Linked DNA regions of Homo sapiens: region 1 is linked to region 2. A link is a contact called in ENCODE Hi-C data. All regions are on one chromosome and are shown on one strand. The core of a region is the stretch at or near the end of the contact, and the rest is flanking DNA. Distances in the headings are between cores, read along the strand shown.

Region 1 (6,385 bases), core at 270-2,769, 3.5 Mb before region 2:
TTTTGAGACAAGGTCTGGCTCTATCACTCAGGGTACAGTGGAGTGGTGCGATCTCCATTCACTGAAACCTCCACTTCCTGGGCTCAAGCGATCGTCCCACCTCTGCCTCCCAAGTAACTGAGATGACAGGCGCGCACCACCAGGCCCGGTTCATTTTTGTATTTTTTGTAGAGAAGAGTTTCGCCATGTTGCCCAGGCTGGTCTGGAACTCCTGCGCTCAAGCAATTCGCCTGCCTCGGTTTACCAAAGTGCTGGGATTACAGGCGTGAGCCACTGCGCCCGGCCAGGCTGCTGTTTCTTTATCTGCACAGCTTTAGCCTCAATCTAGAATTCCCTTCCTCTAGATAAGATGAACTGAGATGCTCAATCATGGAACGACCCTCTCTTCCTGACAGTATCTAATCCAGTGAAGCTCTCACTTCCTTAAACCCTCTCCCAAATCACTAACAACTCTTACCGAGAGGCCCTATCGTTCCTCAATGTGTGTTCTCAGTCACTGCAACTAGTAATAAACCCAGCTTGTTCAACGATCCGTGTCTTCCTGGTGGGATTTGGTTAGAGGGCACGGACAGACCTAAGTTACACAGAGTTGGAGGCTGAGTTCACTAGAAGGAGTCTCCGCTTGTGTGTTCCTTCTTAGCCACTCTTTTGGTTAGTGTCTGTCGTCCCTCCACCAGAATTAAGCTCCATGAGAACAGGAGCCTTGTCTGTCATGTTCAGAGCTGATTCTCAGCGCCTAGAACGGTACGCAGCGGAAGCTGGATGCTTAAAAAATAACCATTTTCTGAACGAATGAATGAGGGGCTCGATATACGCACGTCCCCTTTAATCTCGCAGCTCCTCGCAGATCGTGTGACATACAGACAGCACCACAGCACATTTCCCAAAACCCCGTCTTTCCCGAAGAAATCTCGAAACTCTCACTCCTGGGATGCCCATCCTCTCAGAGCCTCTTCCCCAGGCCGAGCTTCTCTCACTCGCTGGCCCCTTCCCACACCTGAGCCCCAGGTCTATACACCTTCCTAACGCACCTAGAACCCACCTGTCTCCACCATCTGCCCCTACCATCAGACACTGCCGGACGGGCCGCGCAGCTACCTAGGCGTCTAGGGAGCACTGCGGCATGGACCGCGCATGTGCGGAAATGGGTCGCATACGCAGGACCTCCGACAAGTGAGGAGTTGCCTCGGAGTTTCCGTCCCGGTCTGGGCAGCCTTGGGCTGCCAGGAAGTCAAGAGAAGCTAGCCGGAAGGACAACCCGGGCGCACGGCTTTCTGGGACACGTAGTCGTGGCGCTCTCGAGGCCCTGCCATGAGCAAGCTCTTAACTCTTCAGGTCTGCACGTCCTACGCCCACCGTCCAGTGCTACTCTCAGCTCGGAGTTCAGCTTCGGGCTGCCAAGAGCCAGCAACCTGGTGTCAGAGGCTCGGTCCCACAACGCTCTGCGGGCCGCGGCGCCTGCTGGGAGGTGTAGTCCCCGATCTGCGTACTGCGTTCGCCGAGGGGGAGGGCGGAGCTGCCGGCGGCCCGGGCGGGCTGGCAGCTAGAGTGGGTGCGATAGCCGCCTCCGCCTCTGCCGCCTCCGCCGTCGCCTCCTCCGCCCGGGCCGTTCGCTGCTGCGCGGGGAGAGCGAGGCGGGGCCGCCGGGGCCGCCATGGAGCCCGACTCGGTGATTGAGGACAAGACCATCGAGCTCATGGTGAGTGCGGCCCGCTGGACCGTCTGTGCTTCCGTCCGTCCGGCCCCGGGCGGGCCTGCCCACCTCAACGTCCGGTGCGAGGCCGGCTCTGGCCCTTCCCAGACGCCTCGACCCAGACCCGGGCCCCCAGCCTTCCCTGGCCTCGGACCTGGCGCGGGCTCCTCTGATCCCTCGACATCTCCGGCCGGTCCTGGCCCGGCCCCCTCCATGCCCCTCGCTTCTCCCCCTCCCCCTGGTCCCGTCTCCGGTCCCAGCTCTCGGACGACCCTCGCTCGTTTATGCTGTAGACTTAGGTCGCACTCGCTCTAGCACCCCATTCTCCTTCTTTTAGAAAGGGATTTTTTTTTCTTTCCTCTGTTTCGGCCCAGGCCCGCACCGCGCTTGCAAGCCCCACTCAGGCCGAGTGAGATGGTGGGAAGGAGTACGGAGATGGGTTGGGGCCGCCTGGGCCTCCGCGTCCTAGGAGAGGTCTCAGCACCCACTCCCCAGCCTAGGTCTGTGTGGATGCCAGGATAGGCCCTACAGAGCTGGGGGGGCAGGGAGCTTTCGGGTTTGAGGCTGTGGCGGATAAGGAGGCCTCTTTCCCGGGCCCTTGTGGTGTCCGGCTTCTCGGACAAAGGGTTTCCTACCCGGCGGAGAGGGATGTTTGCATAGCAAGGGCCCAGGTACTCTGGATTCCATCCTCCAGGAAAGAGAAGGCGCAACTTCACGTTTTCCAGAGCTGCTTTGGGAAATTGGAGATGACTGGGGAGGGAGCCATCCTCATCACTGCCGCGAGGTCTTTCTTCTCAGAAAGAAAAAAAAAAGAGGGGAATCCTTGGCCCCCGGGGGAAGCGACCACTCTTCTGTTAGAAACCACTGGCAGCCAGGCCAGACTCCCGGTCCGTGGACACCCTCCACCCTCCTCCGAAGCTTTAGGATTTGAAACCAGAAGGGGTTTTTAGGAACAGGACAGTGAGAGAGTGGCTAGAAGTGAAGAATTTGCTAATTGATGGATGATTTGGTGGAAGAAATAAAATATGGCAGATATTACCTGCCAACGTGAACATGAGGGAAATCAAATTGGGCTCTGGAGAGCTGGGAAGAGGAAGTCTGCATCAGCAAATGGACATGTCCAGGATTTCTTCCTATGGAAGCCTTGACAGTTTCTTTGTATCTTTCCTAACACGGTAACAACTTCTTCCCCAGGGTTGAGAGGAGAGGTGGAAGAATCTACTTAACCCAGCAAAATGTTTTCCTAGCCAGATTTTCTTCAGTGTGAAAATGTTTATTGAGTCAGTGATTCCACTGGGTAGGGTTGGTGACATCAGAGCCACTTCCCCCATTTAACGCTATAAATAATAAATGGTGACACTGAAAGTCTGTTGGATAGCTGCATGGTTTCTGTGGATGATGGTGTCTGGGGAGTTGAGATGCTTGTTTTAAAAATGGAAGTACAGTAGCATAAATATGGAGGCAGCTTAATGTTTGCTGTCCTTTGCATAATTCACAGAACTGGACTTCTCTAGCATTCTTGAAAACTAGGAGGGAAAAAAAGAAACTGATAGTTTTTGATTTTTGCATGCGTGTGTGTGTGTGTGTGTGTGTGTGCACGTGGGGTTGTTTTCAAAGGGATGTCACATACTGAGTGATTTTTCCTTTTCAGCATAATTTATCATACTTGTAGTCAAGTGTTTGGTATTCTGTAACTTTTGTAGTGGGTTATTTTGGTAACTATCTTAAATCGACTAAGTATATTACATATTCTTAAGAATGTACACACAGTGCATGTACTTACAACAGAAGTACTTCATATCGAAAAATTGTAACTTGGTGCCTCTTTGAAATTGGCTGTTCCCAGCTCCTTCCATTTCTATTCCTTTAAAAAATAACGAAAATGTATTTATTTTCAAAAGAATTATAAGAAATACGTTGTAACCCAAGTCAGTGTATGGTTACAAAATAAAAAAATAAAAACCTTTGGCCTAAATTCACTGGCTTCCTATGCTTATAACTTAAAAAGTTTTGATTTTACATGATAGCACTTGGTTTTGATCAGAAAAGAGATTTCAGCCTGTTAAGGACATTATAAACTGGGATTTAAACTGGAATTCTTTGAAAATTTAACAGAGTTTAGTTATATTACGATTAATTTTAAAATGGCCTTTTATTTAAGGATTTTGATATTTCCTGAAAGGGATATCAGTTAAGACTCTTAGACAACCCTTATCATAAATTAAATATGTGTATTTATTTTAGTAAAGTAGCACAGGTGCTTAACAACTGATTGAGTAAATCCAGGATCAAATGTAGGAAATAATGCCTTAGAATCTAATTGCATGTGGCTTTCTGTTTTCACTGCATTTCAATTACAGTTTCCAGAACTGGGTTAAAAATATTTTTTACATTGGTTTCAAGATAATACGATTGATGGAGGAAAAGGGGTTAAACTGATGGTGTTTTGAAAGCCTAAAGCATGAAATATTTTTAGATTTTTATGAGTCAGCTTCAGTACTCAAATATTTGTGATTGTGCTGCTTGTACCAGTTTGGCACTTAATGCTTAACAAGATAACTTTCATTTGCTGTTCCAAAGTGTGCTGTATTAAAAAGAGGAAACAGACTTCTTGGTTATCTCCATTTTCTAATCTTCATCCCTGTACTTTCCTTAATATTGATTCTTCTGTTTTTCCTTGCATTTTTGATAAGTATATTAGGAAATAAAGCTGGTGATAGCAGAATAGTTAAATTTCTAAAATATAACCCCCACTTTGACTCCTACCGCTGCCTGAGGCCTGGGTCCACCCAGGTTGCTTCTCCTCCTGACCCACTCTATAGGATTCAGCTTTGAATATTAGTAAAGTCTATAAGCTCTTAATTTAGACCCTGAATTTACAGTTACTAATGGTAAATAATTTAACCGCCAGATGACTTTTAGGGCCTTATATTGGCCCAGGGCTATACCTGTTAGTGGGCCTATTTTTCCAAACTTCTGAGTTTGGTAAAATTCGCCTTATGAATGAGGCAGAAAACTAGTAATTCATTTTGGAAATATGTAAAGTTTATCCGGCTATGTTCAATGGACTTCATTGGGAAGAATGAGAACTGTACAATATGTATCACGTGGTATTTATTAACCTTTGAGTTAGGAATATGACTTGATTTTCAGGCACTCATCACTAGAAAGCACTCACAAGAGCTTCTGATTGGAAGAGAAAGATGATTAGATTACCCTGTAAGAAGCCAGCAGAAATTGATGCTATCACTTTAGGAAAGGCGATCCTGCCTCCTCCACGGGTGTGAGTGAATCCCCTCTTCCCTTTACACAATTAATGGATGGTTTATAATTAATTGTTAAATGACTTCCCTTTTTGCTAAGTGACCTTAAGTGAGTCATTTCCCTTCTGTCTTATCTCTTAAGTGGCTGTATTACTTGTTCAATGAAGTAATGTAGGTTAAAATACACTGATCCTTATTAAGAAGGTGTGGGCAGGTGCGGTGGCTCTAGCCTGTAATCCCAGCACTTTAGGAGGTGGGAGGATTGCTTGAGCCCAGGAGTTAGAGACCAGCCTAGGCAACATAACAAAACCCTGTCTCTACAAAAAATAAAAAAATTAGCCAGGCATAGTGGTTCACTCCTATAGTCCCTGCTACTCAGGAGCCTGAGGTGGGGAGGATTGCTTGAGCCCAGGAGTTTGAGGTTGCAGTGACCTGTGATTGTGCCACTGCACTCCAGCCTGGGTAACAGAGCAAGACACTCTCAAAAAAAAAAAAAAAAAAAAAGAAAAGAAAAAAGAAAGAAACGAATAAATGAAGTTACTGGAAATGTTGTCTTTTTTTCTTTTTGGATCTTTTTTTTTTCTTCCTGTCATTGACTTTCTCGGGGTGAGTGGGGTTGTTTAGTGACTTCATCAAGAAATTGGATATTACTTTGTCACCACCTTTCTCCTCATGTAGCACACCACTAGGGGTGCTAACTTACTGAATGCAGACTCAGTGGACACAGGTTTCAATAGGGTCCAAATGAATAAACCACACACACACACACACACACACACACACACATTTATATAAAATATATGGACCTCACTGACCTGCCTAAAGAGGCATTGGCTCAAATATATCAATTTTTGCCCCTGATTTTGCAGTAGGTTAGATATCCTTTCAGATTTGACATGGATAAACATGTTCCTGCACACAAGTCTTGGCATTCTGGGCTCTTGACTGCTATAGTCTGTCTCCTGCAAATAGGGAGCTAGCCCAGGAGAATCACTCAGCCATTACATAGATTCACAACAGCACATATATGCCTCTTACTAGTGTTGTTTGAGCCTGTGAATTCTAGAAACAAAATTATCTGCCCTGTAAGATCTGTGGGATCCTGGGTTCTACCTTGTGATATTTGTTCTTCATAGAAAACAAAGCATTTTAAGTCCTAGTGATTCCAATTCCAGTCTTCCTTTGTATTCCATTCTCCCTTATGGCTTTTCTGCCTACTTTCCTTGCTTACTGTATATTCTAGCACATGGAGGACCATGGTCCTCCAGATTCTGCTCACACGTTTCCTTTGTCAGCACTGATAGGAATGGACCTAAGCCCATTTATTGAAGGCTACTGATATTTATCAAAAGGATCTAATAGGTGGTTCTCTGGCCAAATTGGCTTAGGTTATATCTCAGCAATCTTCTCTTTCATTTATGCTAATGAA
Region 2 (6,895 bases), core at 1,841-4,340:
ACCATTAAATAAACATAGCACAAGCTTCATGGGGAAAAAAAGTGTTTTGAAATACCAGGTGGAAAAAACCCCAAATGATTATGTAAGATATAAAACTGTAAAATAACCAACTTAGGGCAGAGAAAATATGCAGGTGTATTTTCAAATATTTCCTTTATGATAGAGGCAATGATTTAAAAATCAAACATGTTTTTTTAAAAAAGGCATGGGCATAAACTGTTGAAAGAAATGCCTCAACCTTGCTGGGTGCAGTAGGTTATACTTGTAATTCCAACACTTTGGGAGGCCAAGACAGGGAGGGTTGCTTGAAGCCAGGAATTCCGAGGCCAGCCTGGCCAACACAGCAAGACCCCATCTCTATTAAAAAAAAAAAATTAGCTGGATGTGGTGGCACACGCCTGTAGTCCCAGCCACTCAGGAGGCTGTGGTGGGATGACTGCTTGAGCCTGAAGGTTGAGGCTGTACTGAGCCGTGATGATGCCACCACACTCTGGCCTGAGTGACAGACACCCTGTCTCAAAAAATAATAAATAAATTTTTAAAAAGAAATGCCTCAACCCTACCTAAATCCTACTTTAAGTTAGCCAAACAGTTAGCAGGATGAAACATTTCAAAGAGTCCTGAAGGACAGGACAACACCAACTTGTCACTATTTGCACCAACTACCTCAGTCCTAAGTTGTCTAATGCAGGGAAAAGAATAGGGTTTCTATGCTTCTTTTCCAAATTCCATAGGATATACTTCCAGAATCTTTGGTAACAAAGGCTTTAAAAAAGCTATAATGATTCAAACTGGAGAATAAAACTGGAACCCAAAGTACTCACCTTTCGAAGAATATTCAGTCGATACTTTAATTTTAAATTTTCTTCTTGTAACTGCTCCAAATTTGGAGAAGCTCCTAAACAGCCACAGTTTTTCAACCGGTCAATTTCAGCAGTCAGAGATTTAATCTCTTCTTCCTGTGGGAAAAAAAGCACTTTTTTCAGTCCATAAACTTACTTCCACATTTCCCCTCTCTACCAAGGCGTGGCATAGACCATGGGAATCATTAATGTTCCCTTTGATGAGCTGTGTTTCTTTCTCCTCTGAGATTTTTGCTGACGTTAGCATATTATCCTTAATAAGAAAATATTGGCCAGGCATGGTGGCTCACGCCTGTAATCCCAGCACTTTGGGAGGCCTAGGCAGGTGGATGACTTGAGGCCAAGAGTTCAAGACCAGCATGGCAAACATAGCGAAACGCTGTCTCTACTAAAAATACAAAAATTAGCTAGGCATGGTGGCGCATGCCTGTAATCCTAGCTACTTGGGAGGCTGAGGCAGGAGAATTGCCTGAATCCCAGAGGCTGAGGTTGCGGTGAGTCGAGATCGTGCCACTGCACTCCAGTCTGCTTGACAGAGCGAGACTCTGTTTCAAAAAAAAAGAAAAAGAAAAAGAATATATTAACCACACATACATGTGTTTTGGGAGACAGGAATCGGAGTAAGTATATAATGGGATATGCCTCATGTCTCATATCCCTAGTTCTTTTCTTTGGCTCGATAAACACTCTGATTTAGCAAGAGTAGTTAAGTTTCAGGTTGACCAACCTGCTTTTATTCCCAAATCCTATGACCTGGGACTCTTAAAAAACCCAAATGTCCTTTGTCACATTCAAAATAGCTCAAGGGTCTGCCTTTCACCCTTTCTGGGACTAAACAATTTTCCCATTTCTTCCTGTTTCCAGTGTCTTAGGTCCTAGACTAGACCAGACCAGGCTTTGTAGTTTAACATCTAAAACTAAAGACATGTCAATTCAGAAAGAAATAAAGCTTCCAACTTAAACTGCAAAACTCAGGGGGAGTTCCTCACCTGAAATTTCAGAATACTTACTGGGAGATAGCTACAGCCAAAACCAAATTGCCAAAAATGAGCATACATTATGTTCCAGGAGCTGAGCTAAAAACACTTTTCAGAAATTACCTTCATGATTATCACAACCAAGTGAGGCAAAGATAAATACATACCGATAAATAAATGGCTCAGAAATGTAAAGAGCTTGCCAATTTACTTGACTAACTTGTACTTTGTGACTGCTGATTAAGTATACAGCCGTAACAGGACAGAGTACTGTGAACTATCTTCCTACCATCCCTCCCCACCTGGGCATAAAAGGTAATGGAACTGTTCCGCTTTCACTTTTTTTTTTTGTAGGGGGACGGAGTCTCACTCTGTCGCCCAGGCTGTGGTGCAGTGGTGTGCTCTCTGCTCACTGCAAGCTCCGCCTCCCGGGTTCACGCCATTCTCCTGCCTCAGCCTCCCGAGTAGCTAGGAATACAGGGACCCCCCCCAACACAGCCGGTTAAGTTTTTTTGTATTTTCAGTAGAGACGGAGTTTCACTGTGTTAGCCAGGATGGTCTCGATCTCCTGACATCGTGATCCGCCCACCTCGGCCTCCCAAAGTGCTGGGATTACAGGCATGAGCCACCGCGCCCGGCCGCTTTCACTTTTATATGGTGTGGCTGCTCCTTCCCGACGAATGCTGAGGGCACAGAGCAAGCTCCGCTGGTCTGATAATGAATCACCCCATGGGCTTATTAGGAATCCTCTCGCTCAGTAACCCGGGAAGAACTGCGGCTGAGCTGCAAACCAAGACCCAGAGCTCTGAATGTATTCCCCCCTTGTCTATCTCCCCGCATCCCCTAAATCGCGTGTGTATGCAGAAGAGGAGGTGGATTGTAGGGAGAGAACTGTTCTGAACATGCCAGGCTCCAGCCCACCGAAGACGCTGGTTTGGGGGAGGCCTGGGAGAGGGTGGGGACCCTCCATTCCGCTGAAAATCACAGTCACACGGGCTTTGAAATGATGGGTGCTTCCTCTCTCAACCCTTCCTGTTCCCACAGGGACCGTGCCGCTCCACTCTGAGAGGACCAGGATGGTCCTCGCCTAGCTGTCCCGCCCCCGAAGCCGCTTGGGCAGGAGTCAGAGCCTGCTCCATCTCTTTCAGGCCTTCCCGCCGGTCTCCTGCGTCCAAACCTGCTGCAGCAGCCGCGCGGAGCACTCAGACACCAGTACGTCCATCCTCCCATCAGCGTCTCACTCGCCAAGTGGACGGAAGCGGAAACGGTCAGCCTCTCCCGGAAGCGGAAACCCCCTCCGGTCCGCTGTCCCGTCGGACTGGGTGCTGGCGCCTCTGCTGCCTCCTGGCGGGATCCAGTAGACACTGCGAGGAGAACCCGCGGGGATTTCGGTCAGGAGCGAGGCCGCAACTCAGGGACGTTTGGGCGAGGGGAGAGGAATTGAGCAGACACTAACCAGAGCTGCTCTGTGCTTGGATAGACTAGGACAGTCACTGACCTAGAGCTTCTGGCTCTCAAAGGCCTCACTTTGCCCCTTTGTGAAATGGGCACAAAACTAACAAATCCATTCATTTATTCAACAAACATTTATTGTGTACTTTAAAATGCCAGACAGTATTCTAGGCTCTGGGGGCACAAAGAAAACAAAACAGACACGATCTCCCCTCTCACGGCAGACACATTTTAGAATGGAGAGAGAAAATAGACCAAAAAAGGCAATAATCTCAGGTAGTTTTAATTGCTAGGAAGGCAATGTGATAGAGTGACTTGGGTGAGAGAAGACATCTCTAAGCAAGTGACATTTGAGTTAAAATCTTATTTATTTTTCCAGTTTTATTGAGGTATAATTGACAAAGATTGTATATCATAACGATGTACAACGTAATGTTTTGATATATGTATACATTCTGAAATGATTACCACAACCAAAATAATTAACATAACCTTCATCTCATACAGTTATCATTTGCATGTGTGTGTGTGTGTGTGTGTGCGCGCGCGCGCGCGCGCGTGTGTGCTGTGAACATTTAAGATCTATTCTCATCCTGGGAAACAGCTAAGACCTCGTCTCTACAAAAAAATGGAAAAATAGCCGGGCATGGTGGCATGTGCCTGTAGTCCCTGGTATATAGGAGGCTGAGGTGGGAGGATCACTTGAGCCCAAGAATTTGAGGCTGCGGTGAGCCATGATCATGCCACTGTACTCTGCCTGGATGACAGAGTGAGACCTTTTCTCTCTCTATTTAAAAACAAACAAAACGAAACGAAAACGAAAACTGCAAGTATACAATATACATTACATCTCTAGAATCTATTCATCCCGCCTAACTGAAACTTTGTAACTTTGAGCAACATCTCCCATCTTTCCTACCTCTGAAGCCCTGACAACCACCATTCTATGCTCTGCTTCTATGAATCTGAATTTTTTAGATTACACATATACATGGGCTAATGTAGTATTTGTCTTTCTGTGCCCGGCTTATTGCACCAACATAATGTTCTCCAGGTTCATCTATGTTGTCACCCATAACAGGGTTTTCTTTTATAAGGCTGAATAATATTTCATTGTATATATATTGAGTTAAAATTATAAACAGCAAACCTGGGATATATGTTCTAAGAGGGCAGGGACCTTAATTATCTTGTTCACTCTTCTCTATGACTCCAGAACTTAGAAAGTAGCACTCTAAACGTTTTCGCTTCCGTGCCTCATAAAAGTATTTTAAAAATTCATATCCCAGTGTATACTTTTAAAAGTTGACATCGAGCTAGGCACAGTGGCTCATGTCTGTAATCCTAGCACTTTGGGAGGCTGAGGCAGGCAGATTTCTTGAGCCCAGGAGTCCAAGACCAGCCTGGAAAAAATGGTGAAACATCGTCTCTACCAAAAATACAAAACATTAGCCAGGCATGGTGGTGTGCACCTGTAGTCCCAGCTATATAGGAGACTTAGGAGGCAGGATTGTTTAAACCCAAGAGTTTGAGGTTGCAGTGAGCCATGATCTGGCCACTGCACTCCAGCCTGGGCAACGGAGTGAGACTCTGTCTCAAAAAAAAAAAAAAAAAAAAAAAAAAGACATCTAAAAACTCTTTTCACAACTTCTGGGAATGGATTATTTTCTGGCATGATGTTTCATAAGTGCTCTCACTATATTTTCGTCAAAACTGTGGATTTGCAAGTTTAGCTTGTCCAATTTATGGAACATGTCGGCCATATTGTTTCATTGGCAAAGCCAGTCCTCTTTGTCCAATTAAATAATCCAAATTATTTTACTTAATTTTTAACAAGCTTAAAGTTTGCCTTTATCTTTTTTCCTTTTAAATTAATTAATTAATTTTACCCAGAACTATATAAACTATCCTTTATTTTGTAAATCAAATAAAAGTGTTAATATACCAGTCCTTCCTTATCCGTGGGAGATACATTGCAACACCCCTCAGTGGATGCCTGAAACCGTGAATAGTACCAAGCCCTATATATATACTATGTTTTTTCAATCCAGTAATTCAGAGGGCTAATAAGTGACTAATGGGTGGGTAGTGTAGACAGCATGAATTTGTTGGGCAAGGGGGGATTCATATCCTGGGCAAGACAGAATGGGACGGTGGAGATTTCATCATGCTACCAAGAAATGGCATGCATTTTAAGACCTATGAATTGGTTATTTCTGAATTGGTTATTTAAGCCTATGAATTGGTAATTTTCCACTTAATATCTTGAGCACATAAGTAGGGGGGACTACTGTGCATGTTCCTGAAATGGCATTTGCAAAATTATGACAGTAAGAGAAATTTGACATCTTGCTTCACAGGCTGTCTGTCTTTGCTCATTTCTGGGCATGGGCCAAGCTAACTTTGTGGAAAATTTAGTTTATAGTTGAAATGATATTAGCCCTTCCCCAAAATCAAAGTGTTCTTGTAAAACTAATGCAAGGCAACTAAACTATGAGAATGAGAGGGACTTGAATTCTAAATAATTGTCAGCCATTATTCTGGAGGTCAGATTTGCAACTTCTGCAATAACTCTTGCAGATAACATTACTATTGTAGAACCTAAGATTGGCCTTTTGAGATGTCTTTTCAGGTTTGTGCATTTCTGACAACCGGGTGGCCCCACCTGGACCCACCAGTCAGTCCTGTGGCCCCTACCCAGGAACTGACTCAGCACAAGAGGACAGCTTCGATTTCTTATGATTTCATCTCCAACTCAACCAGTTAGCATGTTCCCTACCCTACCCCACTGCCCAGCAAACTATATTTGAAAAACCCCTAACCTAGGAGCCTTCAGGGAGATTGATTTGAGTAATAACTCCGTCTCTTACACTGTGTGGCCAGACTTGTGTCAATTAAACTTTCTTTATTGCAATGCCATGGTGCCCATGAGTCAATTTTGTTGTGCAGCAGGCAGGAAGAATCCACTGGGTGGTTACATCACTCTGATACCTTATTTCTAAGTTCTGAGAAAGATGGAGGGAGGGATGGACAAGCTGGTGGATAGACAAAGGGATAGGCAGATAGATCTCTATCTTCAAGATAAAGGAGGAAATAAAAACAGTCAATCATTTTACTAAGCCCTCTTTGTTTAGCGCTCAAGGATATGCCCTGTGGAAAAATAGGTTCTTCAATGAGAACACTTGGACACAGGAAGGGGAACATCACCCACCGGGGCCTGTTGTGGGGTGGGGGGAGGGGGGAGGGATAGCATTAGGAGATATACCTAATGTAAATGACGAGTTAATGGGTGCAGCACACCAACATGGCACATGTATACATATGTAACAAACCTGCACGTTGCGCACATGTACCCTAGAACTTAAAGTATAATAAAAAAATATATCTATATATATATATAAAGAAAGTGTTTTCAAAAAGAAAAGGAAAAATATGTTCTAGAAGTGTCCCTTGTTCAATTCCTGTTAGTTTACACCCAGGCAATGTGGAGTCCTAATTTAGGGAGGGGGAGTTGGGCTGGTAAGGATGAAGGAAAGCAAAAAGAAAAGGCAGGTAAGCTATAAGTCTACCTTTCTTCGTGGTTCAGGATACATAGTCCTCCTG

Evidence for each region. Hi-C counts contacts between places; a loop is a spot of excess contacts on that map. Pooled maps may share reads with other maps.
Region 1: a loop to region 2 is called in a map of naive thymus-derived CD4-positive, alpha-beta T cell, with 32 times the contacts of the local background. The contact joins the promoter of FBXW11 here to the promoter of RARS1 in region 2. A Hi-C loop is called at or near these places in 2 of 168 maps with a recorded cell type or tissue (CD4-positive, alpha-beta memory T cell and naive thymus-derived CD4-positive, alpha-beta T cell) and 8 of 50 pooled maps.

What each region holds. Positions count from the first base shown.
Region 1 is chr5:172,001,772-172,008,156 of GRCh38, reverse strand. FBXW11 (F-box and WD repeat domain containing 11) reads left to right here and starts at 1,519. Exons shown (of 14, transcript NM_001378974.1): 1 at 1,519-1,699. The coding sequence starts at 1,655. RefSeq lists enhancers at 1,195-1,464, 1,008-1,635, 2,235-2,354 and silencers at 1,495-1,774, 1,785-1,894.
Region 2 is chr5:168,482,666-168,489,560 of GRCh38, reverse strand. It overlaps RARS1 (arginyl-tRNA synthetase 1), which reads right to left and starts at 3,090. Exons shown (of 15, transcript NM_002887.4): 1 at 3,018-3,090; 2 at 825-959. The coding sequence starts at 3,062.